Regions from separate parts of the Homo sapiens genome. Here region 1 is linked to region 2. A link is a loop called in an ENCODE intact Hi-C map of the cell type or tissue named here. Cell type or tissue: OCI-LY7. All regions are shown on one strand. Each heading gives the region's core, and the rest is flanking DNA. Links, peaks and the distances in the headings are about the cores only.

Evidence for each region. Hi-C counts contacts between places; a loop is a spot of excess contacts. Peaks named below come from ENCODE experiments on the same cell type or tissue, not always from the same donor. Only the 100,000 strongest peaks of a DNase experiment are listed, where the experiment ranks them.
Region 1: it touches region 2 in a loop (5-fold over the local background); 3 of 110 quality-filtered maps call a loop at or near these places.

Annotation. Positions count from the first base shown.
Region 1 is chr6:61,802,348-61,817,866 of GRCh38, reverse strand. All of the region lies in intron 6 of KHDRBS2 (KH RNA binding domain containing, signal transduction associated 2), which reads left to right. Among named protein-coding and RNA genes, the nearest start is that of KHDRBS2, 480 kb to the left of the region's middle. In OCI-LY7, for the core only: CTCF peaks have their summits at 8,456 and 8,656 (motif pointing left); no DNase peak of the experiment used is centred there.
Region 2 is chr6:62,767,659-62,783,177 of GRCh38, reverse strand. No RefSeq gene overlaps it. Among named protein-coding and RNA genes, the nearest start is that of FKBP1C, 440 kb to the left of the region's middle. In OCI-LY7, for the core only: CTCF peaks have their summits at 7,326 and 7,550 (motif pointing right); a DNase peak (open chromatin) is centred at 7,557.

The DNA of each region.
Region 1 (15,519 bases), core at 6,743-11,742, 970 kb after region 2:
TTTCCTGTTCAATTTATTCAATAGAGCCAGAGTTAATTGGTTTTCCAAATGAGTGTTAAAAATATAAAGAGCTAGCTTCATTAAGTGGAAGCTATACTTATTATGCACCAATGACTTGTAAGTCTATGTAAAGGTTAGTAGGGTGAAATTTCAGGGCATTGTATACAAAACCACAGCTTTAAGTTGGCACTAATATGGCTAATAACTAATAAATATCCAAAGCCATAATGGTTCATAAAAACAGAAAAGTTTATGAACTAAAAATTCTCTCCAAAATCGAAGGTATTTAAACAGACTGTGTAAAACATAGCATTGTATTTTTCAAATCTAATGCATTTTACTTTCTTTAGAAAGAGATATTTAGATTTTTCTTATAGCAAAGGAAAAAAAGTCTAATATACCATTGGATATGTAGCACACTGTGAGTATTTTTATATAGTGCTTAGTATTTCTATAATTGCCATTCTTCTATGGTACAGCAATGAAATTAATGTGATATTTTGACACCATAAGTGACAAATGGAGGACTAAATAAAGAAAGTTAATATGTATTGGGATAGTTCTGGGCTCCTACGTGGACACAAGAAAATCATAAAGTGGTGATTTTCATCTTACCATTTTCCACAATAAGTGCTTTTTTAAAAAACTTGAACACCATCATCAGTAATGTACTGTCAAATGTAATTCTCAAGAAATGGAATCATCATTTTGGAATTGAGTCATCATTCAGTGGGCAGCATTTACATTCTTTGTAGAAAAACTAGAGAAATGTGATTGCTTTGTGGAAAGTTTTTTTAGAAAACCTGAATATTATCCACAAATATAGAACTCATACCTCTGTACCTCTCCTTAATGTTTCAGCCATCATTACCACTTTCCTTGTTTTTTGATACGGTGGCAAAATCTCACCAGGTAAGTTGTCTCAAGTAGAAATGCTAAAGATGGAAATGACTAACTTCTAGCTACTGCATAAATTGTAAAAGTGTATGGTTTAAATTAGGACAACACTCATAGATTTAAGAGGAATATTTTTCACACTAAAATATTAATATAAAATGTATGTGGGAGAGTTCTAAATGTCACCTTGAATGAATATGGTGAGTTAATTTTGTTTCATTACGTAATATGGCATTCTACATTTTAGTAGATTTATTCTTTAAGAATAAATGAGTCTGTCTTTGCAAAACTGGATTTTCAAAACAGATAACGCTTGTATTTGTTTCATAGCATTGTGATAACGAAGTACCACAAACTGGGTGAGTTAAAACAAAAGACATTTATTTTTCTCATAGTTCTGGAGGCTAGAAGTCCAATATGTCAGCAGGGTCGTGCTCCTTTTAAGACACAGGGTAGAATCTTTCCTTGCCTCTCCCTGACTTCTACTGTTGGCCATCAGTTTTTGGCATTCCTTGGCTTGCAGCTGCATTACTCCAGTTTCTTCCTCTGTCTACACATGTATTCTCGCTGTATGTCTCTGTCTTCACACGGGCATCTTCCTTCTTCATATTAGGACACCAGCCATTTGGAATTAGGATCCATGCTAATCCCATGGATCCAAATTTGATTATATCTAAATTTGATCTGCCTCCAAATTTGACTATATCTAAAAAGACCCTATTTTCAAATAAGGTTATGTTCACAGTTTTCCGGGGTTAGTATTTAAAACATATCTTTTTGGGGACACAATTTAACCAATAACAACTTTTTTGTGGAAGTATTTTATACATTGTAAGCACTATGTGTAATTATTTAACTCAAATTTAGTTATTGTTTTAACAAATAGAAGTCTAAGGGATACTATTCCATCTCAAAACAGTGTGCTTTTAGATTTGGTAGAGTGAGTTTGGGCTTACTAAGGAACTTTTGGTATTTATGAGTGCTCTGTTAAGCTAAGCAGCATGGTTGAAAATCCTTCCCACAATAAAATATTGTGTTTATTGATTCAGCTTTAATATAAATATGCATTATAGCAGCACATATTTTAAAAATACATTTATCAGGACTTTTCAATGCAAAGGTTATTATCAACATATGGTATTATGGTAAGTACCAGAGACAAGTTATATAAAACCTGATCAAGAATAAAGAAGCCACTCAAAGTGAAAGCAGTGTCCAGGATCATTTGCTTGGTTGAGTATATTAATTCTACAGATTTCATTAAAAGCAAGGACAAAAATATTTTCTTCCTCAATAATTACTTCAGGGATAGAAGTGTTCACAGAGGCCATATTTCCAAGGTCATGGAATTATATGCTCTGTTATTTCCCTCTTGTTCATTGCCATTGATCCTAGAGATAATCCCAACCAACCTCTTGTAAATGCAAAGTCACCAGATCATTTTAAATATGTGAATAGTTTGGCAAGAACTCGTTACTTTTGCTAAAACCATAAAGTACATACCTTGTACTTGTGGGTAAAAAATGGCATTTGGAAAGCTAAAATATTATCGTAGTTCCTTCTTATTTGTGGTTTTGCTTACTGCAGTTTCAGTTTCCTGCTGTCAACCATGGTCTGAGAATATTAAATGGAAAATTTCAGAAATAAAAAATTTGTTAAGTTTTAAATTGTATGCCATTCCAAGTAGTGTGATTCCTTCCCACTCTGTTCCTCCTGGGACATGAATCATCCCTTCGTCTAGCATATACATGCTGTATATGCCACATGCTTGCTACTGTAAAGGAAAAAACATAGTTAGGTTTTCCCCCTGTATCCATGGGTTTTGCATCCATGGATTCAACCAACCTGGGGTGGAAAATATTTGAAAAAAAAAAATGAGTGGTTGTGCCTGTACTAAACATGTACAGACTATTGTCGTTATTTCCTAAACAATGCAGTATAACTACTATTTACCTAGCATTTACATTATAGTAGGTATTACAAGTAATCCAGAGATGTTTTAAAGCTTACAAGAGGAAGTGTGTAGGTTATATACAAATACTTTACCATTTTATATAAGGAACTTGAGCTTTTGTGCTCAAGTTTAGTTAACCTGCAGAGTCCTTAAACCAATCCCCAAAAGATGCTGAGGAACAACTGTATAAATAGCTTTCAGTACTATCCACAGGTTCAGACATCTGCTGGGGATCTTGGATCATATCCCCAGCAGATAAGGGGAGACTACTGTATTTTCACTGTGTTATTTATGCCCACCCCTGACCACACTCATTTGAACCCAAACAAACCCATACAATTCTAAACTTTGGGTAAAGTGAAACCATATTAACACTATATATAGTTTTTTGTTTGTTTGTTTTTGTTTTTTGAGATGGAGTCTCAGTCTGTCACCAGGCTGGAGTGCCATGGTGCGATCTCGGCTGACTGCAACCTCCAACTCCCTGGTCAAGCGATTCACCTGCCTCAGCATCCCAAGTAGCTGGGATTACAGGCACGCAGCACCACACCAAGCTTATTTTTGTATTTTTAGTAGAGACAGGATTTCACCATGTTAGCCAGGATGGTCTCGATCTCCTGACCTCATGATCCACCCTCCTCGGCCTCCCAAACTGGGATTTCAGGCACGAGCCACCGCTCCCGGCCACATATAGTTTTTAATGTAACTAATTAGTTCTTAGATTGGGGTGTGTTCATTTATTTTAATTTCAGTCATAATGAATTATAACATAATACTAAAATAGAAGAGAGCAGCAGCTCAAAGTTCTGATGCTTATTCAATAAGTAAACACCATTCCATCCTGAAGAATTCACTTGATATCTGTTTGCTACAGGATTCAAAGAATCATAGAATCACTCATTTGAGTGGACTTAAAAGTCAGCTAGTATAAATTTTCAGCCACAGCTTCATAAATAAATGAATAAATATGTTGCTTTATTTCATTAATCTAATTGGAGTTCAACCAGACTTAACCCAGGACGAAGCTTTTTTTACTGGCATGGAGGTGGGAGTGGGACTGAGTTGTTCATCAGGATTCTGAACAATAATAAGAGGTAAGTAAAAGCAGGGAGTAATAATGGAGGCAAAGTGCCTAGTGTGTGTCATACTACTACTTCTATGCACTGGAAGGTCACCAAGGAGGAAAAATACTTTTTCTTTGTTATAATTAACCACTATCTAGTTTATTCCAGACAATGAGTTAATTTCATTTAACTCTTATGGGATTTCACTATATTAATATTGATAAAGTAAAAGCAGTTCTGCTAGTAGAACTGAGCAGGGAGCTGATAATTCAAATGGAAACTACACTATGCAAGACTGTACTATAATTTATAAAACAGAAGAACTATACCAAGTAATGACATGCATGACTATCTATCCTGCAAATGACATGCAAAAACTATCTAAACGCATACTCTTCTAATATTAGCTTACTTAAATCTATATACACCATCTCAAAACCACAGACAATAGTAACTCCTCACAGATTAATGTGGTTCCAGAAATTCCTAGGTTTGCAAATCCTGCCTGATCCCTACCAATTCAATGGTCTCCCTGGTGATGTGGTCTCCTTGCAGTAGCATGCTATTAAACCTAGTTTAACAAACTATATAGTTGGGTTCCAATGGCCTTTAGTAGTATAATATCAAGAATAATTCTGAACACAGTATTGTCACATTACAGCAAAAAAGATGGTCTTCCATCAGAGTAGTCTATGCCTCATTAACTGAACCAACTCTAACTTTCTCATCTTGGATCATCTTTCTTTTCCTCCTGTATGTCATTTTCATAATACCAGAATACTTTTTCCATTCTAATTCCTGTATATGTTCTTATATTTGATTTTCTTAAAATTGTTACTTTCATTTTCTTTTCCATTACATTTTAATAATACATATAATTTACATATACACATTTACTTTGCACATTACATATAATGGTAGAAGCAAAATCTTTTTATTTGTTGCAAACTATGTTAGATTTTGAGAGGCTTCCAAAATAAAATAATAAGTGTCTTCAAGTAACTTAAATTATCATGATCTTAACATACATGTGAAAAGACAACTATATACATATAAATGTGAAAATACGCCGAGGCCAAGGTACAAATGTGAAAATGTACTGAGGCCAAAGGTATTAGAAAAATATATAAATGAGTATATCTCAACTCTCAGACTATGGTTTATTATCAATATTTTTTGTTTTTGTTTCCTTGTAAGGAATGTTACCACATTAAATATGTATTTATTCTGTTTTACAGAGTAGTGGTTTGTTTTATATTTTATCCTTTTATTGCCAAAGTTGACTATGTGAAATGTATTATGAATCTTTCTGATGTTACAGTTTCCTTAATATGAAATTCAAAGGTATTAGCCATTAAAAGTTATAAACTAGCTGATTAATGGCTCTTATTTTTCATTATAATATACGATGCATTTATACTAATTATTTTACTTACCTTTGACTTTGGTTCACTTATTTAATATTTATAAGTTTTAGTTTCCTCCTGGGTTGTTGGAAAGATTAAAACAGATGATTCACTTAAAGCTCCTCATGAAAGGTCTGGCATTTAATAAGCATTGTCTTTGGAGTTATTATTTATCACACATTTATTGAGCACCTACCATGTGACAAGCACTCTTCACAGTACTAGGAAGTTAAAGAGGTATAGTACACTTTTTATTAATGAACATTTCAAGGTTTAATTATCTGGAGAATGCAAAATCACATGGGTTATTTTAAAGAGTGCTGAAAGGCTGTCTTGTCTCGATGGTTGGAAGTAGATAAGAGAAGGATGGTGAAGGTAAGTGAAATTAGTCACTGTGGTTATAAAGGAAGGTAAATTTTAAAATTAGCAGGGCACCCACTAGTATCAACATAGAATAAAAAGAAAATGTATACAGAATCCTGAAAGATACAAAGATCTTTTCCATATGCTATAAGATAAAGATATGAACTTCATTAACTTTTTACAATAATAATTAAAGAAGATAATTTTAATGGAAAAGATATAAAGTCTGTGCTATAGGCATTTTCTTCTAGAAACTAGACAACTTTTGATTAAATCACACTGGAACTGGAATAAGTGTAAACCGAATTGTACATGAAGAAACATCAGATTTTATCGTGGGCTGACTATAAGTCTCAAAGGAGTAAAAGAAGGAATTTTGTGACATTTAGGTATCTGATTTGGTAATATGTAAAAGCCAACTATAAAAATGTTAAATGTGTTTAATCTTGGGAATAAAAAAAATCAAGAAGAGAGGAACAAGATTGAGCAAATGATATTGAAGCTGAGATATCAAGAAACATGTTGGTTCACTCACACGGTCAGACTGTCTATTAGAAAGTCAAAAATAACAGATGTTGGCAAAGCTGCAGAGCAAAAGGAACACTTATATACTGTTGGTAAGAATGAAAATTAGTTCAGCCACTGTGGAAAGCAGTTTGGAATTTTCTCAAAGAACTTAAAATAGAAGTACCATTGGGCCCAGCAATTCTATTACTGGATATATACCCAAAGGAAAATAAATCATTCTACCTGAGAGACACATGGACTTGGATGTTCATCGCAGCACTATTCACAATAGCAAAGACATGGAATAAACCTAGGTGCCCATCAGTGGTGGATTGGATAAAGTAAATGTGGTACATATACATCATGGAATGCTATGTGGTCATAAAAAGGACCATGTTTTTCGCAGCAACATAAATGCATCTGGAGGTCATTATCCTAAGCAAATTAATGCAAAAACAGGAAACCAAATATCACATGTCCTCACTTATAAGTGAAAGCTAAATCTTGAGTATATAAGGGCATAAAGATGGAAACAATAGACATTGGAGACTCCAAAAAAGGGAAGGAGGGGGAAAGGGCTGAAACACTTGTTATTGGGTACTATGTTCACTATCTTGAGTGACAGGATAAATAGAAGCCCAAGCCTCAGTATCATACAATATACCCCTGTAACAAACATGAGTATGTACCTCCCTGAATCTAAAATAAAAATGGAAATTCTAACTTAAAAAATAATAATAAAATAAAATGGTTTTCCATGGGGAGGAATAGGACTAGGGAGTAAGAACAAAAATGCATTTAAAAAACACATTAGTCCTAAATCTCCCTTTCCTTTGTACCCCCAAAAGAGCCCACTCATTCATTGATCTTTAGATCACAGTGCATTATTTTACTCTATTCTTATTTATTAAAGATGTAGCTTATTTTATTCAATTCTCAGTCCCTCTCTAAATATTCTATAAGAGTTTTGTACCTGAAGTCAGTATTTTTGCTGTCTTTATTTTCTTTTTAAATGTGTAATAAGCAGTACATATTTGATAATCTATCCAAAGTCTCTTATGTATGGCAGTATTAGTATTTTTTTTCATTCTAATATACATTTTTATTAAATTTTTACATTATTTACAAATTTGTAGGCTTCATTATAATAACAAAGCATTTATTATTTATTAGAATATACAAGTATGTTGTGACCTGATGGCTGGAAAATGCTGCTCTGGAGAAATTAACACTGGCTAGGCAGTTGAGAAGAGGTGTAGGAAGCCCAAGGCTTATATACATACAACAAGGCCCTGTAAGTATGATTGCTCTGCCACTCCATTCTGGCCTGCTATTGAATTGGTCATCTCTCAACACCACACATCAACCTCGGGCCTGACCTCAGCAATGTCACTTGATCATGTCCCTTCAGGGCATAGTCTAAAGGCTGCTGGGCTAGTTAGTAACCTGACCTCGCTCTCAGTATTCTGGAGTGATCAATATTACCATACAGAGGCCATTGCAGGACACTCACTGGTGACCCACTGGCTGGTATCACAGTCACACTGAGAAACCAAGGTACGGATGGAGAATGCTGTACCTCAAAGCCATTTGCCTCCTAGAAGTGTCCAATTCAGTGATTCTGGATCTTATCTGTCATAGTCTACCTTATTTAAGACCCTGTGGGACCTCCAGTTTCTCAATCCTTGCTCCTGTAGTATTCTTTTCAACATCAATTTTCTTGAGATACTGCTAAAAGCGATATATTTTTCTCTTATACTTTACAAAAATTGTCTTTACATTATGAATCTTCACAATGATGAAACTAAAAATATTCAGTGACTGGTGCTCCAGAATTTCCCGCATGATTTATACAGCTAAATCCTTGCTACAGTATAAAAACTGCAATATTTATTCATAGCCTTGAAGTTATTGAAAAGAAGAGGTTGTCAGGTAGGGTCTTGATCAGAATGTGTCTAAGAAGCTCCATCACATTTGTCAGATAAGTTTTTGAGGTTGCCATTTTCTGGGCACAGCAGTTTAACCTGACATTGGTTTGCAAAGCTTAATAAAAAGATTTTGCAAACCACATTAGTTCAAGTATCAATAAAACATTGGCTTTAGGTTTTTTTTATTGATTTGACATCAGCTCAGAAGAAGGCAGGAGTATGAAGGTCAATTTTTTTCTTAAGGTATTTTGTAGAGACCTGTTCTGATAACAGCTCAGATATTACAATAGCTAAGCATTTCAGGCTTGTGTGCAGTAATATCCTTTTGCATGAAAAGTTGCCCAAGTTTCTAGCTAACCAAATGTCAAAGCATGTACTTGGGCTGTAAACTAATTCGTAGCAAAACTCATTAAGAATTCTGGTTGCAGTAATAGCTTTTCTTCTATTGCCATTGCCTTTAATGAGAAGCAGAACAACAGAAGCCACATTACTGGTCTGACAATTTGTTCTATTGATTTTTTATGCCTGCTCTGCTGCCATCTACAGGAAGGAACTACAAAACATTAGACTGGTATTAGTAAATTTGACTTCTGCAAATATAGTAAAAAGAGGCTAGTGCTTAGATGTGATACCATTGCATGACAGTTTACCTTCTTTTTTTTTTCCCAGTGGAGTTCACTGGCTAAAACATAGATAAGGAATACATATTCAGAAAATCATTATTATAGACAATTTTTATTTCAATCATGGAAATAAAGAAATAGATATTGCGTTTAACAAATTTTCTAAACACATTTTATGCCAAATTTAATTGAATTTCATTTAACATTCTACTTTTTTCTTCCCTTTATTCCTTTTATATAATTATTTGTATTTTGTTTTAATTCATGTAAAAATCAAGAAAGAAAAAAAGAAAATTTGAATTTAATTTAAAAAAAAGTAAAGATACATGAAATATCAATACAGATGTATTTTTTACATTCCTGTAATCTTTTATCTCATTTCAAATCCTAAAATGTTCAATTTTTCATTTAGTTACAATTGCAGTCATTGAAATACAGAAATGAAGACTGTAATCCAAATCTAACCTAAAACATTCATTTCTCACTTATCTATTTTTTGATGTTTTATCCTTAATGAGCACACACTCCAAAGATATGACTCTGGCAGTAGCCATTTTAGAGTTATATTTAGGAGAAAATTGATCATCTCACTGAGAAATCACATTTACCCTTGATCAATACTTCTTCAGAAACCTAATGCTAAAACTCAGTTTCATTGTAATTACACTGACTTCTAGTAATAAATGTATTTAATGGAACTAGAACTAGAATTCTGGATATAGTTTCATGTTTATAACCTAACATATAAAATATAAGTTTTATGTTTTCTTTTAGGGCACATTTGAATACTCCAACTTCATATTAATGGATTAGTATCAATTTCTACATATCTCTAGTGGACATACATAGGAACTGGGTACTGAATGTGATTGTCCCTTGAAAATGAATTCTACTTTCAAATATTTAAGATTAATCAGTTTCATAGATTTAAACTACTAGTAGTGGTTGAGCTTACACCCCCACATATTACTTGACTTTATATATTTAAAATCATTTTAAATAAAGCTTAAATAAGTAAATAGGTTTGCCAGTGGAAACATTACTTCTCAAATAAGATGCCCATTGAGCAATAAGATGGAGCTTACTGGGTGAACATCCAAGCAGTTGCTTTAAGTGACTGAAAAAGTATTTAATTTGTTCTTCAGATCTCTCCGTAACATGACACTTGATTTAATATTGTTATCCAGTGTGAGTCTTATGGCTGGATTGTTACAATCTCCGTATGTAACACACTGAGTATGTAACAGAGTCAGGTTACATACTGCCATATGATTTCTTTATTATTATTATTTTTATTTTAACTTTTAGGTTCAGGGGTACATGTGCAGCTTTGTTACATAGATAAACTGTGTGCCATGAGGGTTTAGTGTACAGATAATTTAGTCACCCAGTTAATAAGTATAATATCCAATAGTTAAATTTTTTTCTGATCCTCTCCCTCCTCCCACCCTCAACCTTCAAGGAGGCCCTAGTGTCTGTTGTTCCCCTCCTAGTGTCCATGTGATTTTGTTGTTTGTCTCCCACTTGTGAGACACATGTGGTATTTGGATTTCTGTTTCTGAATTAGTTCTGCTTAGGATAATAGCGCCCAGCTCCATCTATGTTGCCGCAAAGGACATGATCTCATTCTTTTTATGGATGCATAGTATTCCATGATGTATATGTACCACATTTTCTTATCCAGTCCACCATTAATGGACATTTAGGTTGAGTCCATGTCTTTGCTATTGTGAGTAGTGCTACAATGAACATACCTGTGCATACGTCTTTATGGTATAATGATTTATATTCCTTTGGGTATATACCCAATAATGGGATTGCTGGGCCAAATGGTAATTCTTTAAGTTCCTTGAGGAATTTCCACACTGCTTTCCACGATGGCTTAACTAATTTGTACTCCCACCAGCAGTGTATAAGCATTCCCTTTCTCCACAACCTCACCTGCCTCTATGATTTTTTGACTTTTTAGTAATAGCCATTCTGACTTAGGTGAGATGGTATCTCACTGTGGTTTTGATTTGCATTTTGCTAATGATCAGCGATCTTGAGCATTATTTCCTATGCTTATTGGCCATCTGTATGTCTTCTGTGGCTTCTTATTCACAAAGTAAAATATGTTTCATCACAAGAAGGGGATATTTCAAGGTAATGTAGACTTTTCATCCTAAAAAAAATGATTTGACATAATTAAAGACAGTGAGTACAATATAAGCTTAATTTAGCTACCACACAATGTATATATACATGTATCAAAACTTTATGTTGTACATCATTAATATATACAATTTTTATTTAATTACAAAATAAAAATTAAAAATTGAAAAATAAGTTACAGCTTGTAAAATTTAGCCAGTATCTATAGAAATTAGGCCTTTTTTTTGAAATAATAGAAGGCAAAACAAAACTAGTAACTAGATTACATCAACATTTAAAATTCAAATGTGATAATATCATAATAAGAATATTTCTATTTGGGAAATTTGGGAAATCAGACCCGTATACCAATATAATAACATAATTAAAACACATTTTTAAAAAGTAATTATATTGCTTCATTTTAAATGAAGTCCACTTATCTCCTATATAATGGGTGTTCAAATCATCCATTTGCATTTGGGAATGGCTTGGCAAAGCAATTTTGATTCAAATCCTTCACGTGGTTGAAGTCAAATTGTGACTGGTGCTGAAATAGTGGGGATTCTGTAGCAACTGGTAGCTTCCTGGGCATCTCTCCATTTTTATGTATTCTCAGGACCTCACTACGTAGCCCTTTCCTATGGGCTGCTTTGGGCTTTTTCATGCCATAGTGGTCCCAAGGATATCAGGCTGCTTTTATGGCAGCTCAGGCTGCAAGTATGAGTACCCCAACAGAGAATCAGGTGAAGGCTGTATCATCTTTTATGATCTAGACTTGAAACTTTCAATGTCATTTCCAGCTTCGTCCCAGACCTTATCATATTTAAGAAAAAGGAGAATGTAGACCACACTTCTTGAGGAAATGTGTCATGATCACATTGTAAGAAAAATGAGTTGGATATGAAATATTGTTGTAAATATCTTTGGAAAATAAAATTTGCCACAGCATCAGTGAATAGACCATAGACTCTGAAGCCTATCTTCCTGGGTTCATATCCCACCTCTACCACTAATTACTTGTGTGACTGTGTACAAATTATTTATCCATACTGCCTCTATGTTCCTCTCTCTGAAACAGCAATATAGTGTTTACTACCTGATATGGTATGGCTCTGTGTCCGTACCAAATCTCATCTCTAATTGTAATCTGAGTTGTAATCCCCGCATTTTGGGCGAGGGACCTCATAGGAGGTGATTAGATCATAGAGGTTGTTCCCACATGTTGTTCTCATGATAGTGTGTGAGTTCTCTTGAGATCTGATGGTTTTATAAGGGACTTTAGCCCCCTTCACTCTGCACTTCTCTCTCCTGCTCCCCTGTGAAGAGGTGCCTACTGCCATGATTATAAATTTCCTGAGGCCTCCCAATCATGCAGAACTGTGAGTCAATTAAGTCTCTTTCTACATAAATTACCCAGTCTTAGGTGTTCCTTCATGTCAGCATGAAGGCAGACTAATACAGTAAATTGGTACCACATAGAGTAGGGTGCTGCTATAAAGATATCTGGAAATGTGGAAGTGACTTTGGAGCTGAGTAACAGGCAGAGGTTGGAACCATTGGTAGGTCTCAGAAAAAGACAGGAAGATGTGGGAAAGTTTGGAACTTCCTGGTGACTTATTGAATGGCTTTGACAAAAATGCTGATAGTGATATGAACAATGAAATTTAGGCTGAGGTGGTCTCAGATGGAGATGAGGAACTTGGGGACTGGAATAAACGTGATTCTAGCTATGCTTTAGCAGAAATTGGTGGCATTTTGTCCCTGCCCTAATGATCTATGGAGCTTTGAGCTTTAGAGAGAAGATTTAGGGTATCTGGAGGAAAAAATTTCTAAGCAGCAAAGCATTCAGGATGTGACCTGGGTGCTGTTAAAAGCATTCAGTTTTATGTATTCACAAAGAGATGGTTTGGAATCGGAACTTATGTTTAAAAGGGAGCAAAGCATAAAAGTTTGGAAAATGTGCAGCCTGATGATGCAATAGAAAAGAAAAATCCATTTTCTGAGGAGAAATTTAAGGCAGCTTCAGAAATTTGTATATGGGATGAGGAGCCAAATGTTAATCACCAAGACAATAGGGAAAATGTCTCCAGGGCATGTCAGAGGCCTTCGTGGCAGTTCTTCCCATCACAGGCCCAGAGGCCTAAGACGAAACAAATGGTTTAGTGGGCCAGGCCCAGGGTCTTGCTTCTTTGTGCAGTCTTAGGACTTGGTACCCTGCATCCCAGCCATGGCTAAAAGGGGCCAACGTACAGGTCAGACTGTTGCTTCAGAGGGTGCAAGCCATAAGCTTTGGAAGCTTACATGTGTGGGGACTGCAGGTCTACAGAAATCAAGAATTAAGGTTTGGGAACCTCCACCTACATTTCAGAGGATGTATGGAAATGCTTGGATATTCAGGCAGAAGTTTGCTGCCGGGGAAGAGCCCTGATGTAGAACCTCTGCTAAGGCAGTGCAGAAGGGAGAGGTGGGGTTGGGGCCCCCACTGGTACATTGCTTAGTGGAGCTGTGAGAAGAAGGCGACTGTCCTCAGGACCCCAGAATGGTAGATCCACCAATAGCTTGCATCATGTGCCTAGAAAATCCACAGACATTCAATGCCAGCCCATGAACACAGCTGGGAGGGGGGTTGTACCCTGCAAAGCCACAGGGATGGGGCTGTCCAAGGCCATGGGAACCTACCTCTTGCATCATCGTGATCTGGATGTGAGACATGAAGTCAAAAGAGATTATTTTGGAGCTTTAAGATTTAATTACTGCCTTGTTGGATTTCAGACTTGCAAGGGGCCGGTAGTCCCTTCGTTTTGGCCAATTTCCCCCATTCCCTAGGAAGTAACTAACTTGCTTTTGATTTTGTAGACTCGTAGGTGGCAGGGACTTGCCTTGTCTGAAATGAGACTATGGACTTGGACTTTTGGGTTAATCTTGAAATGAATTATGACTTTGGGGGGCTATTGGGAAGGCATAATTGTATTTGGAAATGTGAGGAAGATGAGATTTGGGAGGGGCAAGGGGCACAAATGATATGGTCTGGCTCTGTGTACCCACTCAAATCTCATCTTGAATTGTAATCTCCATATGTTGGGGTAGGGACCTCATGGGAGGTGATTAGATCATGGACCTGATACCCCTATGCTGTTCTTGTGATGGTGAGTGAGTTCGCACAAGATCTGATGGTTTTATAAGGGGATTTTCACCACTTCACTCTGCACTTCTCTCTCCTGCCACCCTGTGAAGAAGTGCCATTTGCCATGATTGTAAGTTTCCTGAGGCCTCCACAGTCATGCAGAACTGTGAGTTAAACCTTTTTCTTCATAAATTACCCAGTCTTGAGCATTTCTTCATGGCATAAGTAATGAGGATCCAAATGTTAATTACCAAGACAATGGGGAAAATGTCTCCAGGGCGTGAGAATGGACCAATACACTGCCCAATAGTATTATTTTGAAGATTAAATGAGATAATATGTGTAAAAATGCCATGAACAATTCCTGGCATATAGTACGTACAATTTAGTGTTGGCTGGTATTATTATGAAGCTTGAAAGTATACAAATATATAAGAGTTCATGTGCTTCTCAGTAATACGTAATTTTTTCAACACACAGCTGCAGGGTCAGCAGGCTTTTAATACCTTTTCTTCAAAGGATGCCCATAACCATTCAGTCCCTCTCTGAACAGTGTGCTGGGAATCACCTTGATTCTTACACTTCTTAATAATCATTGTTTCCATAGGCAACAGTACTGCCTGCAAAGTAATTGTGTCTTTGAGTCTGAAACCAATTGACAAATTGTTTTGTTCCCAGTTCACAGTTACTCAAACAACTACTAAAGAATTGATTATGAGGAGTAGGAGGAAGCAAGGCATCATGATTTAGTCTGTGACTCAGAAAATACATTTTGAATCTGTGAAAACAAAGTCAAGATTTAAACTAAATCCATGTGGTTGTCAAAATGCTTAGGCCAATAAACCTTCCTTATTTTCCTGCTTTTATCCCCATAAATTTTCAAGATAATTGCCTTAAATCTTTCTATCTGCTCTTTATTAGGATGTGGAGAGCCATTAACTGTGCTACCTCTTTTACTCATGGCTGTTTCATTCTGGGATGGGAAGGATGGAGACATGAATGTAGTGCTCCTTAAGTTTCTCCTCTGTGACCCTTTCAGGCCTTAGCTAAGATGAGAGATTTGCCGACAAGTAGATGAAAACAAAGCATTTGTGAGGCCTGAGGCCACAAACTGTACCCAGAGAAATGTGTAAAATTATAAGAAAAATACTGAAGAAAAGAAATTTGTAACTCCCTACCTTAACCCTAATGAACTTGGGAGCATTTTCTAAATATTGCCTTAGGTACTTAGGGACATGGGAGCCATTTCAAGCTTCTGTGTCTCTGTTTGAAACTAGAATTTAGGAGAAAATAATATATAACTTATTGTGTACAGATTAGGAGGCAAGAGTCCTTAGTTCTAACATCAAAAGTAAAACTGCCATAATATGAAAACATTATCTTCACAATAGTGCTGTGTTTTGCATTGTCAGCCCTACTGATGTATGGTAAATATGAGCAAAAGCCCTTAAGATTCACTTTCCTTATTTAAAATAATGTTACCAATTTATATGATTGAGAGCATTACATCAGTTTTC
Region 2 (15,519 bases), core at 4,811-9,810:
TTTCTTCTGAAGGCTCAACTTCAGGAAAGACTCATTTCCAGGTTCACCATATGTTTGTTGCCAGGTCTTAATTCCTGACCTAGTGGGCTTCTTTAGTACCTGGAGTTTCCCAGGGCAGGTGACCCAAGAGAGAGGGAGAGAGATTTAAATGTACCTATGAGAGAAGGCACAGTTTTCTGGTAACCCAATCAATGGGGTGACATTCTATATAACTTTTATTGTTTTCTGTTATTTGAAACAGGTTCTTAAACCCAGAGACCACAGTAAGGGCAAGGTACTACATAAGGGCATGAATATCAACAGGCAGGGATCACTCACAGCCATTTTCAAGACTGCCTGACTATAACGAGCTTATCCAGTAGATATTTTCAGCTTTAGGTTCCTTGGTACTTAAATTACCATGCACATAGGATAATATTAATAAGCAAATTAATGAACATAACATATATATAATATATATAAATAAGTAAATTAATGAACACATATATTATATATAATACAATATATTCTATATTGTATTATATATACATATATTATATATATTATATTGTATTATATATACATATATATTATATATTGTATTATATATAATATGTATTATATATATTGTATTATATATACATATATTATATATTATATATTGTATTATATATACATATATATTATATATTGTATTATATATAATATATTATATATTATATATTGTATTATATATACATATATATTATATATTGTATTATATATAATATATTACATATTATATATTGTATTATATATACATATATTATATATTGTATTATGTATACATATATTATATATTGTATTACATATACATATATTATATATTATATATTGTATTACATATACATATATTATATATTATATATTGTATTACATATACATATATTATATATTATATATTGTACTACATATACATATATTATATATTATATATTGTATTATATATATATTATATATTATATATTGTGTTATATATACATATATTATATATTATATATTGTGTTATATATACATATATTATATATTATATATTGTGTTATATATACATATATTATATATTATATATTGTGTTATATATACATATATTATATATTATATATTGTGTTATATATACATATATTATATATTATATAATGTGTTATATATACATATATTATATATTATATAATGTGTTATATATACATATATTATATATTATATATTGTGTTATATATACATATATTATATATTATATATTGTGTTATATATACATATATTATATATTATATATTGTATTATATATACATATATTATATATTATATATTGTATTATATACATATATTATATATTATATATTGTATTATATATACATACATTATACATGATATATTATATATATTATATATATAAAATATATATTATATAATATATTATATAATATATATAATAATATATAATTATTATATATTATATATTATATATTATACATTGTATTATATATAATATAATATATTATATATTACATATTTATATATTATATATACTTATATATTTATATAATAATAAATTAAAATATAATATATCTATGTATTTTGTCCAGATCTCTCAGGGATGAACAAATAAATATTTTGTACTGCACCATTTTAAAAAAGTAAGCATTAAATATGTCTTAAGAGATTTATTTCTTGCAATATCATATGCAAAATTCCTTATCATATTTCCATTTCCAAGTCTTGCTTGGGGTTCAAATGTCACACTGCACTAGCTACATGGAAGAGAAAGGAGAGGAGTACTACACAGAGTGCTTTAGGAAAAAAATTTGTTCTCTTTCATTTGTGTTGAAGCTTTCTATTCTATTCTACTATGATTGATGTTAGAGAATATTAGTTTGTCTTCATGCTCCTGATATTTTTCTTCCTTCCATGGAACACAATAATCACTCCAGTGTCAGTTTATTATCTTGGTATTTTGGGAAAAATGGGTTTTGTAAATGGAAGGAAGTTGGGTAGGTGTGTTAAGAGGATATGTTGGGGTTAGGACTGATACTAATTCCTCTTCTGTGTGGAAGGTCATGGACTTACAGTGTGATATGTATTGACTAAAAAAGTAAAGGAAAGTGGTATTTTTGCACATTCTGAGCTTGTGGTTTAATATTCATACTCACGATACAGGCTTAAACCTGGCCCCCTTAGCTTTCCAAGAATGGGACTACAACATAAGCAAGAGAAAATTCTAGACATTGGTTGTATAACATGAGCTACCTTGGAAGAATGGAAAGTTTCAGCTACAAAAATAGTTGAAAAACATAAAGTTGCCTTTTCCAGTTCTCTTTTTTATAAAACTGCCCTTCCTTCTAATAAAATTCCACTTCTTTATTATAATAAGTAGTATGCTATGTATGTGACTTGAGGATAATAATTATGTTATATGAAGAAAATACATGTTGCTTTCTTCTAGAAATTAATTGAATATAAACGTCAAGCAAGGGTTTTTTTTTCACATAATTACAACAATTGCATTTTTTTATGGTTCCACAGTAACCCAATAATTTTAAGTGCTGTATTTACTTAAAAATCTCTCCTACTCCTGAGCATTTTAGGTTATGCGATTTATTTTGAAAGAGCTGACTGATGCATAAGAAAGGTTAAGTGTGGGTTTGCATGGTGGGGAGATATCAATCTTTAGAATTTTTTTAGAACAATTCAAATGTCATAAGTTTCTGCTGATGAGTGTTCATTTCCTCAAATAATTTTTCTGTGACTATGTGGATTTAATTTACCTGATACATTTCTTTGATGAACTCAAAAGAGTATAAGTTAAGGAGATGAGACATGAAATCTCAAGCAAAAAGAAAATAAAAATACTGTAGGTTTCTTCTTCATATCCAATCTAAATTTAGGTGAAATTTGTCAGTTGGAGGTTAAAAAATAATTAGGTATTACAATAAAAACAGATATATATATCAAAGGCAAAAATTTGAAAACAGATCTCCACAAGGTTTCCAGAAAAAGCTACTTAAACTTAGTTAAGCATGAAACAAGCACATGTCCAAAGATAAGAAGGTCTTAGCTGTTATAAGACTTTGTCCAACCAAGGACTGTGCAATGGAGATTCTGTTTTGAATGTATAAGTGTAATTAAAGGAATGACAAATATTATTAATTCTGTTCACTTTTTCCTAATTGTGAAAATGGCTAATTCAAAATATTAGAAAAATACCATTTAATAAAATCAAAATTACAAATATGATTTTGAAAAATTCAAATCAAATTATAAAACATACAATGTACAACACATAACACTTGCTCACTAGGTAGTCCTCAAGAACCAGACACATACCACATTCTCTTTGTATTCCCTGCATAAAGTAAATACAGGACATACAACAAGCATCAGATAAATATTTAGTGAGATCAAGAATAAGATGGCATCGAGAAGATCCAAAGATGTATAAATTATAGTAGTCACAACTGCCATTTAAGAGATCATTCTGATTACAGTGACTGTGCTCTGCATTTTAGAGGTTTCATCCCATTTCATCATCATCCAAATTAGAGTAGGCATTATTATTCCTATTTTAATAATAGAAAAGCTGAGCCTCAAATAGATAAAGTAACTCAACAGGGTGATATAATAAGTTTAGGGACAAGGATTCAAATGTAGGTATCTGAGTTGAAGCCCGCACACTGGAGTATGCCATGTGGCCCAATACTTAGGGTCCTTATCCTGTAGGCAGCATAGTCTTGCAGATGACCAGTTTTCTCAGTTCTTGTTTCTGGTTTCTAAGTTATGACAAATTTTCTCTATGCAATTTGTTATAACCCTTTACAGGTTTATTAGAAAGCTGAAGGTGGAATATTAAATTATGTCATTATAGTATATAAATAAATCAAACAGATGAATTCAGAATAAATAATACTGAATAGGCAGCAGAAGCAAATTATTTAACCTAGTACAAGAACTTTTGCTATTTAGGAATTTCTTCCCTTCAGTTAGATTTGGTTAAACCAAATTAGAACTAAACTCATTTTGAATTGAGTTTAATCTGCCCCTGAAAAGTTGACATGTATGTGAATAGATAGGCCATGACAAATGGTCAAGAACTAAGTTTCTAGGTACCTATTCCAGACACTAAATCTCATTAACTTGAAAATGTTTGTACGAAAGTGTGGTCCTTGTTTCTGAGTCGCAAATAAAAAATAAAATATAAATGGGAAAAAGCTATAAAAGGATCTTTTAACACAGACATTTATAATTTCAGAATTTAAATTTTAGTTTCATTTTTAAATATTTTTTTGCAAAACATGGTCCTAACACAGGAGTCCTATCACTGTAATTATTAATATAGTACTACAAAAAGAGAATCTTAGAATAGCAAGAGTATTTGTGTGCATAGAACTAATGCCTAATTTCATGGATTGACCTTTTCTTTAAACATTTGTAAAAATTTCCAAAAATCATGTCTTCTTCATTATAAAAATATAAAGACCCCTCTTCTTCATATCATATTTAGCTGAGTTAGTTATGTAAATTGATGAACTCTCAGTTAACTATCTTTGGTTGGCTTAATGAATCCAGTTTATATCAGAAAACATTTAATTAAAACTAATTATAACCACTACAACACTATTACAAAGGTTCTGGGGCAGTCTTATCAGTTTCTTTCTTGAATTATTCCTTGGATTATAAAATAGGAATCCCTCTTAAACATATGCAGATTATCTAAATTTAAACAGATACCTCATAATAAGGTATCTCCACGAGAAGATTGTCCTATATTGGGCCGCACACATTTTTTTAAACCATATTCATTGTCCTTCACGTTAAATATGGGAAAGACAAGGGAAAAGAGATTGAGTTTTTTCTCACCATCTTTTCAAATCCCTTCTTCAAGGAAAATAGTGGACATACTGAGTTAGGTGTATATTATTTCCTCTGCACTGGAAAAAACATTTTTCACAGATGCAAGAAAGGCTTTTTTCTAAAGCTTCACATCCCTGAAACCATATTGAAGCCTAATTTTGGAGCTGCAAAAGTGGGCCTACGATACATTTGGCAGTATTGCCTAAAGCCTATTAACCCTAAAGCATGGGTTCAGGCGACTACATGTCTCCACTTTCCAAACATTCAATAGTCCCCTACTGATAAGATATTTGAAAGAGGGTAATGAAGATTAACTTAATAATAATGACCTGGAGACTAACAGATGCCTGAAGAAGAGGGATTTAAAAAATTATACACAAACATATGTACAGTTTATATTTACTAGACAGAAGAAATAGTCTTAAATACTTATCAGGGTTTTACTCCCTCATTGCCTTTCTCAAATACTAGCAGCCATGGGTTGATTAGGCTACTACTAAGTATGGCTAGAAGTGTTAAACATGAGCATGGACATTTGTTGAAGACTTGTTGCTACTCTGAAGCATTTCTAGAATCTACTTTTTTTAATGAAGAATTATTCAGAATGTGTCTTAAAGACTATCTAAGCCATCATTTATTTGCTTTCAACCATGTACTACTTGTGTGAATAGGGAGGAAAATTGTTCAAAGAACTCCCACTGAAAAGTAGGAAACATCTTCAGGGACCTTGAAATGTCTGTAGCTTTAACTTCGATTTTACTCCAACCATTCTGAAAATGAGTGAACTTCTTAACTGAAAGAAAAGAACATAATAACAATTGTTTATGCTTATCCAGATACACTTTTAACAAAGGGAGAGAGACTCCAAAGTAGTAATTGGCTTACTAAACAGTAATGCTGAGCAATAATTCAGCTTCAAATGCCAGATACAGACTGCTTTTGCTTAAGTCTTGGATTTTTCACTTCTTTGGCTCTGTGCCCTGGTGATTTATTTGATTTATTTTATTGCTATAGCTCAATTTCTCAATTGAATACTTAGTGTGGATTTCCCATGTTTCAGGCTGTTTTAAGCACTTTATCTCAAGTAATTTAATTCACAAAACAATGCTAGAATGTAGGTAGTATCTTTATGCTGGCTTTACAGATAGGAGAACTCAAACTCAGAAGTTGTAAGTAACTTGTGAGAGTCACATAGCTGTGAAATAGGAAAGTAGAGATTCTAACTCAAGAAACCAGGGTGCTAGGGCAAAGCCTGGGATTTTAAAGTTTTCATAGAGTACCTATCAAGCTCTTAACTTGGATCTGACACAAAATGTATGCCCAATTTCCTATAAGGACAATCTTATTTTAAAAAAATTACTCATTTGAAGTACCATAGGCCCCCTTATTCTACATTTTGTTTCAAGATGAAACTGTTACAAACTAACAAAATGGAAAGGGTAATAAAATATCAACAAAAGGTTAGCAGTTTTTTCACTAGATTATGAAGTTTAAAATAGATTAGGAGGGTGGTAATAAAAATGCCCACCAACTATGTCACAATCGTTAAAAAATATTCATGTATAAATCCTGTAACTTGAAAGAGAAAGGGTTGTATGCTGGAAATAAGATGGGCTCTGGTATTAAACCTATTTAGGCTCCAACCTTTTTTTTTTTTTTTCTGAGACAGAGTCTCTCACTGTCGCCAAGGCATGAGTGCAATGGCGCTATCTCTGCTTACTGCAACCTCAGCCTCCCGGGTTCAAGCGATTCTGATTCTCCTGCCTCAGCCTCCCAAGTAGCTGAAATTCCAGGCTCCTGCCACTACACCTGGCTATTTTTTGTAGTTTTAGTAGAGATGGGGTTTCACTATGTTGGCCAGGCTGGTCTCAAACTCCTGACCTCGTGATCCGCCCTCCTCGGCCTCCCAAAGTGTTGGGATTACAGGCGTGAGCCACCGTGCCCAGCCTAGGCTCCAATCTTAATTTACTAGTTGTGTGACTTGGGAAAGTTATGCAGTCTACATGAGACTTGGTTTCATCATCTGAAAAATGGGATTAATAACACTTAACTAATGGACAGATTAAGTGAACTAATGCTTAGTATGGAAGATAATGTGTACAGAATGGATCCTAAGTATGTCCTAAAAGGCAGAGAAATATACACACTAGCAGGGCCATACATTTTAATAAACACAAAGTGAACTTTACGATCTGTGTTGCAATGTTTAATTTGAAAGGCAAAATGAAAAGCAAAAAAAGAATCATCACATGGAAGCCCTGTATATCTCTTCCTAAATTCTTTTTGGAGTTTTCCTTGTTTCATTTCCGCTTTCATCATTTGTCATCTTTCCAGTTCTTTTATCCCCTCTTTAAATGTAATTAGGACACCACAGAGCTTGGACTACATAGCTGTGGAGTTAATTTGATTGCTGCTCACATAGGCCTACTGGAGTTCACTCACCGCACCTCCAACTGGTAGCAAAATGCCCACTGCAAGCTAAGAGGCCCTTAGTGGTTTCCAGGAAAGATAGAGATTTTCAATAACAACTTCCTTAATATAGCTCAATTGCTAAGATATTTTAATGGAGAAACGATCTCAGTTATATCTATCTTCAAATTTGTTGCACAGATAATTTTTCCTTATTTACTTTCTTGACTGCTTGTCTTCTACCAAATTAATGAGAGTTTTCAGGTGTTAACCACCAGAGGGAGCCATGCAATGTTATCAATATATTTCAAACTTCTTTATGCTGACAGGGAAAATGGAATCAGTTAAATGTTTTATTTACAGTACTATATAGTTCTATATCCAAAATAAAGTCGCTGCTAATTTATTTCAAACACCAAATGCACGCAAAATTGAACAATTAACATGAAGTCTTTTTATTGTTCCCTGTTTACCATTTCATTCAAAAGAGAAAGTCCCCTAAGGTACTATTTTGTGCTTGAATAAATGAAATATTTCTGGAAAGAAGAAAGATACAAGAGAATATTACTTTCCATTTATAAATTCAGTGAAAAAAACATTCACACGTAAGAGAATAAACTCTAATGAAAGGGAACCTAGGATGACTGTTAGCAGGAAGTCAGATATTTATGTATGTCCTGTTAGAGCAAAGTCATATTATAAGAAATAGAAGGTGGTTCGCTACCATTATTTACAGCGTCTATGAAAGAAGGGAGATTGGGCAGATATAAAGCCACTTAGGGACGCATTCTATGTTTTTATGAGGGAGGAAAAGAGGATACATAACTCTCTCCCAGCCCCCTATCTCTACCTTATGCTCTCTATCATCTAAACTTTCCCCTTCCTCTCACCTTGCACAGAAACACTTCAGGGATGTTGTATAGAAAGGTCTGATGCTTTTCTTTGCCATCGACATATAACACCAAAAAGTATGTGAACAGGCAGATGCATCCATGTAAACTCCTTTTTTCTGTCACTCACAAAATGCTCTTTGACTCCCTGAGTTGAAGCTTAGACCTAATAATTGTGAAACTTGTATAATGGAATGCATCTGTCAGTCACCCCATAGGCTCCTGAAGCAATGCATCCCTTCAATTCTTTTCTGCCAGCAGTAAGAAAGTCATAGATGGAGGACTATATTTTTCTGTTTACAGAGCTCTTATCATTATGAAGAATTGAAGACAATTTGGAATAATTTAACACATAAATATAAATTTTCATATTTATTAAAAACAATGTTTTGGCGGGGCGTGGTGGCTCACGCCTGCAATCCCAGCACTTTGGTAGGCTGAGGCCGGCGGATCACGAGGTCAGGAGATGGAGACCATCCTGGCTAACACGGTGAAACCCCGTCTCTACTAAAAAAATACAGAAAAATTAGCCGGCTGTGGTGGCAGGCGCCTGTAGTCCCAGCTACTCGGGAGGCTGAGGCAGGAGAATGGCGTGAACCCAGGAGGTGGAGCTTGCAGTGAGCTGAGATTGCGCCACTGCACTCCAGCCTGGGTGACAGAGCGAGACTCCATCTCAAAAAATATATATATAAATAAATAAATAAATAAATTAATTAATAATGTTTTAACCAAAAATAGATGTTTTTCTTAAAAGTGAACTGAATGGAAATTGCATTATCAAAATTAAGGGAACATCTTATATGGACTATGCAAGCATTATCTCACTAAAGAGGAATACATAATTTAAACAATTATTTTTGGAATGTTAACTCAACAGCAGAGAAAATATATTTAGAGTACTCTCATCTTGTTTGGCAGGGGTGGAGCATTATTTAATCTAAATATCTTCTCCTGGACTAAGTATACAAGTTTAATTATTAATATTATAAGCTCTACTGATTACTTAAGTCTGTAGTTACAAGTGAATCACAATATTGTATCTTATAAAACCTTCCAAGCTGATCATCCTTCAGTTTAATTCATGAATAATTAGCTGACACTCATAAGTAAAATAAAATGCAACTTATACTCATAAGTAAAATAAAATGCAACAAGAAAATCAGTTTCTGTTTTCTAAAATAAGTAGAACAGTATATAAGTTTTGTTTTCTCTCTCAGGTAAAGTAAGAAATGAAGGGCATAACAGTTAAAAGGGGATTCTCTATTTCTCTTTAGGGGTATCTGTATAGCTATGGTAGCTATTTGTGTTCTCTTGCATAGAAATTATAAAAATAGCTTTTATTATTGAGATCAATTTGGAAGACATTATTTACATCCAAACTTGTGAAATTTCCTCTTTCCATAAAAAAGTCATTTTGGTTAAATATTCGTCAAAGTTATCTTTTCCTAACCTGCCTGGTATTAGTTCTGTTACCCCTCATTTGAAAAAAAAACAAAAAAAAAAAAACAAAAACAGAGATTGTATTGTGTTAAAAACAACTTGTGGTTGGTGTTGACTTGTGGAACAACAACTTGTGGAAGGCGTCAGCACACCTTCCACTCCGGATAAGACAATATAAATAAAATACATACATTTAATAGTTCTTTTCCCCAGTTGGAATAATTTTTTAAAATCTTATTTTTTTTCACTTAGGATTTGTTATTACACTTCATTTCTTTTATCTTTTATATTTATTTTGAATGAGAACATATACCATTCTTTCCTTGTTCTTTTATCTGAGGAGCAGATTGTCACATACTTGTTTTGGAGGAAAGGATACAAAGAGATTACTTTGGGGAATAATTAGATATCAGAGACAACAAAGACAGGCTCTTTGACAAGAAAGTCTACATATTTTTTAAAACAGCCCATTTTTATAAACTCAGTAAGTAAAAGTTTATGAAGTATCATCTTAGATTAGATTTCAAAACTTAAAGGCTCATCTCCCTCCCTGATAGATATTTTAAATGTTGTTTAGATTTCAACAGCTCAACAATTTTGGCTATGAGGAAAATGCATATATTAAGGTTACAGTTCTCCTTTATAAATTAGTGGAAAACACTGAGTTAGAAAATTAACATAGAAAGTCAGAATTACCTGAAAAATTATAACTGAAAAATATCCCTGTCTGTTTTGGAAGTCTGTCATTGTTTTCTAAATCCAATTCATAGCTTCCAAAGGAATTCAAATGCAGTTTTGGAGATGAGAAAAAATGCTTTCATATAAACCTGAACCCTGATATTCAATGAGATGGAGATGTAGTAGTCAGATTATATACATATTCAGTACTAATAAATATGTGGGACATAGGTTTCTATTAATATAAAAAACTATCTCTTTTTATTAATATTATTTTTAATTGATAAATCATAATTGCATGCATTTATGAGGTGTAATGTGGTATGTTGAATTTGTATATAATGTGCAATGATTATCAACAGATGACTGGATTTAAAAATGTCATATACACATATATGTATACAATGGAATACTATTCCACTTTACAAAAGAAGAAAATCCTGTCATCTCTGACAACATGAATGAACCTAGGGGACATTATGCTAAGTGAAACAAGCCAGGCGCAGAAAGACAAATACGTCATGATCTCACTTATATGTGGACTCTAATAAAGTCAAACTCATGGAAGTAGAGAATAGAACAGTGATTACCAGAGACTGGGGATGGAGGAGAGTGAAGGATTGAGGAAATATTGTTCAAAGGGTATAGATTTCCAATTAGATAATTATTTTCTCAAAAGCATTATTGATAGGTGATTTTCAGGTTACATGTAGGCTAAAGGGAAAAGTGAATAGGTGGGGCAAGTAAAATTTCAGTGAATTTTGCATTGACAGGGAGTTGGCACTGGTTGGAATCTTGTTATAGATGAACAATAGATCAAATAATCTAAATTGAGTGTCCTAAATGGTGTGACTAGTAGTAGCTTGATGTCAGACAGAATAAGATAGGGAAAAGTGAGTATTTCTTTAGGAATGTAGCAGAGAATTCATGTCCAGATAATCAATACCTCATAGAGCATCTATCTATCTATCTATCTATCTATCTATCTATCTATCTATCTATTATTTATATATATGAAAGACTTAGCAAAAAGTCTGACACACACTGAGTTATAAATATTAAAAGAAAAGTAATAAAATACAAGTATTTTTATCATGGGTATTATTATTATTATTTAAAAAGACAGGGTCTCTATTTCTGTCACCCAGCCTGGATTGCAGTGGCATGATCATAGCTCACCATAACCTCAAACTGCTGAGCTCAAGCAATCCTCCCACCTCATCCTCCTGAGTAACTGGGACTACATGCATGCACCACCATGCCCAACTAATTTTACTTTATTTTATTTTTGTAGAAACAGGGTCTTGCCATCTTGCCCAGGCTGGTCTTGAATTCCTAGGTTCAAGCAATCCTCCTGCCTCAGCCTCCCAAAGGACTGAGATCACAGTTGTGAGCCACCATGCCTGGCCTATTATGGAAATTATTCAATGGTAAGTTCAAAACTAAATATAGAAGGCCAAAGTAACTTCCTGCTAGAGAATAAATGCTTTGTTAACTGTTCAAGTACTGGGGAATAAAGAATAAAGAGGCAAAGTTTAGGTTTAGGTACTAACTCTGAAACTTACTAGATCTATGGTTGGTCATTAATTTGCAAAAATTCTCTGAACCTCACGTTCTTCATTTGTGAAATGTATATAGAATTTCACAAAACAATTTGCAAAGAATGTAACTTATTGTGAGAACTCAATGACATATCATTTGTGGAAGGCCTCAGTACAAGTTAAAGCTCTGTACAAATAATATTCTTCATTTTTATAACTACACAAAAATGCCATCTTGACATAAATTAGCTGATATACGCACTGTGGTCCTTTTCTGACAGTCTTGAAAATCTGTTGTTCAACATGGTCAGGATCATATCCATTTTTTATTCTTTCCTTCATTCCATGTAAGGCCATATGAATCCATAAAAAGGCCAAGTAAGTAATTTCACACTTACAACATTTCTTTGTGTTGCTATAAAAATATGGCACCATCTGAAGAGAAGAAATGAGAAAAGTGGAGATTCTTCTTATGGAAATAATATTGTAACGTTTTACGAAAAATGTACTTCTTAACAATTGCCTGCATTGTTTATTTCAATCATGATTCCTATCAGAAATACCTTACCTTTAATTCCTCCTTGATATCACTGATTTAAAACCTGCCTTATTAGTTCTCTGCCATCTTCCTCTTTAAGTGCAATTAAATATACAGGGTATGTTAGCGAACACTATCTTCAGTTATCTTCGAGATGTTTTCTCTATGGTTTATTCCTGGGGAAGGATATCACATCTGTCTTAGTTAGCTTGGACTGCCATAACAAAACACCACAAACTGAGTGACTTAGACAACAGAAATTTACTTTTCACAGTTCTGAAGTCTGGAAGTCTGGGATGAGGGTGCCAGTGTGCTTGGGTTCTGATGAGAGCTCTTTCTGGCTTGCAGATGGACACCTTCTTGCTGTATCCTCACATGGTGGAGAGAGAATGAGCAAGTTGTCTTGTGTCTCTTCTTATAAGGAAAGTAATCCTATCATGTAGGTCCCCTACTCATGACCTCATCTAAACCTGATTACCTTCCAAAGGTCCCATCTCCAAATATAAGCACATAGAAGGTTAGGTCTTCAACATGTGAATTTGAGGGTACATAATTCAGTCAACAGCATTCTGGTACTGGGCTCCAAATTCATGTCCTTCTCACATGCAAAGTCTATTAATTCCACCACGACATCACTAAAACTCTTGACTTGTTTCAGCATCAGCTCTAACATCTAAAGTCCAAAGATTCATCCAAATATCATCTAAATCAGACATGAATGAGACTCAAGGTAAATTCATTCTGAGGCAAAATTTCTCTCCAGCTGTGAACCTATGAAACCAGACAAATTATGTGCTCCCCAACTTCAATGGTAGGAGAGGCATAGAGTAGACATTTCCATTCCAAATGGGAGAAATATGGAAGAAGGGAGAGGTGACAGGTCTCAAGCAAACCCAAAATTTAGTAAGGCAAGTTTCATTAGCTCTTAAGGTTGCATAATACCCTTCTTTGGTTAGATGCTGTGCACTGCAGGCCAAATAGGGTGGCATCCTTATCCCCTTGGCTCTTCTGAGGCAGACCCACACCTTAGCCTTGGTGGGAGAGCTCCATCCACAGCATTGGTCCTGCTCTTTTAAAACCAAGATGGAGGATGAAGCCTTGCTCCTGGGGTCTGTATACTCTGGCTTGTGGTGAAATTGGTAGTCGTGATGATTTCTAAATGACCATTGGGGTACTACTTCCTTTGACTGAATTCAATCCATAGTACTGTATTCCATACCTTCTTCTCCTGATCACAACTCCTTGCTTCAGATCAGTATCTGGGTTAAAATTTTTATTAAATTTCTTATTAAAATATTTTTTATTCTTTTAGGAATGTGCCATATTATCACTGTTAAAAATGCTCTTTGTTCTAATCAAGGACTCGTGAAGAATCTATGAAAGAAGTTAACTATGAATGACCTCTACCCACCTCTAGGGAAAGCAAGTCATGCCAACCTACAACAAGATGATGTGGTAGGTTTTTTTAAATTAAAATACAAATATGATTTTTAGAGAGATTAAATATATGTTGTATAGTATAAGCAATATAACATGATCACCATACTATGGTATATATTGTTTCAGTTGTAACGTTAATCCGAAGTCTAAATTTTTTTTAATTGATGCTTTGTAATCCCAGTAGTGGTTTGGGGTTGCTGGGTCATATGATAGCTCTATTTTTAATTTTTTGAGGAAATTCCATAGCATTTTCCATAATGGCTGAACTAATTTACAGTCCCACCAACAGTGTGCAAGTGTTTCCTTTTCTCCACATCCTCATCAACACTTGTTTTCTTTTTTTCCTATGGTAATAGCCATTCTAACTGGAGTAAGGTATTATCTGATTGTAGTTTTGATTTGCATTTTCCTGATGATTAGTAATGTTGAACATTTTTTAATATATCTGTTGGTCATTTTTATGTCTTCTTTTGAGAAATGTCTATTAAGCTCTTTTGGCCATTTTTTAATCAGGTTGTCTTTTTGTTTTTGAATTCTTAAAGTTTCTTATATATTCCAAGAAGTAAGCCCTTATCAAATGTAAAGTTTGCAACTATTTTCTCCCATTCCGTAGGTTGTCTCTTTATTCTGTTAATTTTTTCCTTTGCTGTGCAAAAGCTTTTTATTTTGAGGCAACCCTATTTGTCTATTTTTTCTTTTGATTGTCTGTGCTTTTGAGGTCTTATTTTAAAAATTCTTGACCATGAACAACACTTCAAAGCCGTGAAGCATTTCCCCTGTAATTTCTTCTAGTGTTTTCATAGATTTTTGGTTTTACATTCAAGTTTTTAACCCATTTTTAGTTGAGTTTCTTATATGGTAAGAGGAAAGAACTAGACTCATTCTTCTGCATGTCAATATCTGATTTTCTCAGCACCTTTTACCGAAGAGACTGTCTTTCCTTCACTGTGTATTCTTGGCATCTCTGTTGAAAATCAGTTGGCCATATGTATGTTTATTTATTTCTGGGCTCTGCATTCTGCTTTATTGGTCTATGTGTCTGTTTTATGCCAGTACCACGATATTTTGGTTACTGTGTCTTTGCAGCATATTTCGAAGTCAGGTAGCATGATGTCTCCAGCTTTGTTCTATTTTCTCAGGATTGTTTGGCCTTTGGGGGTCTTTGTGCTTTTGTAAGAATTTTAGGATTTCTTTTTCTATTTCTGTGAAGAACGTCATTGGTATTTTAATTGAGATTGCATTAAATCTGTAGATAACTTAGGGTAGCCTGGTCATTTTAACAATAATAATTCTTCTAATCCATGAACATGGACTATTTTTCCATTTATCTGTGTCTTCAATTTTTTTCATCAACGTTTTACAATTTTCAGTGTAGAGATCTTTCACCTCCTTGGTTAACTATATTTTTAGGTATCTTATTTTCTTTGTAGCTATTGTAAATGAATTTTTTTCTTGATTTTTTTCAGATAGTTTACTGTTAACATATAGATAAGCTACTAATTTTTGTATGTTTTTTTGTATCTTGCAACATCACTGAATGCGTTTAATAGTTCTAATAGTTTTTTTGTAAAGTTGAAGTTTAAACTTTTAATATCTATTTATAGATTTTCCTTTTCTCTCATCATTTTTTTTCCATGCTTTCAACAATCCAAAACAAGGAATTTAAATACAATTCAACTTTTTGTTGTTTGAACATTAAGTTATTTTTAAGTTTGGTCTC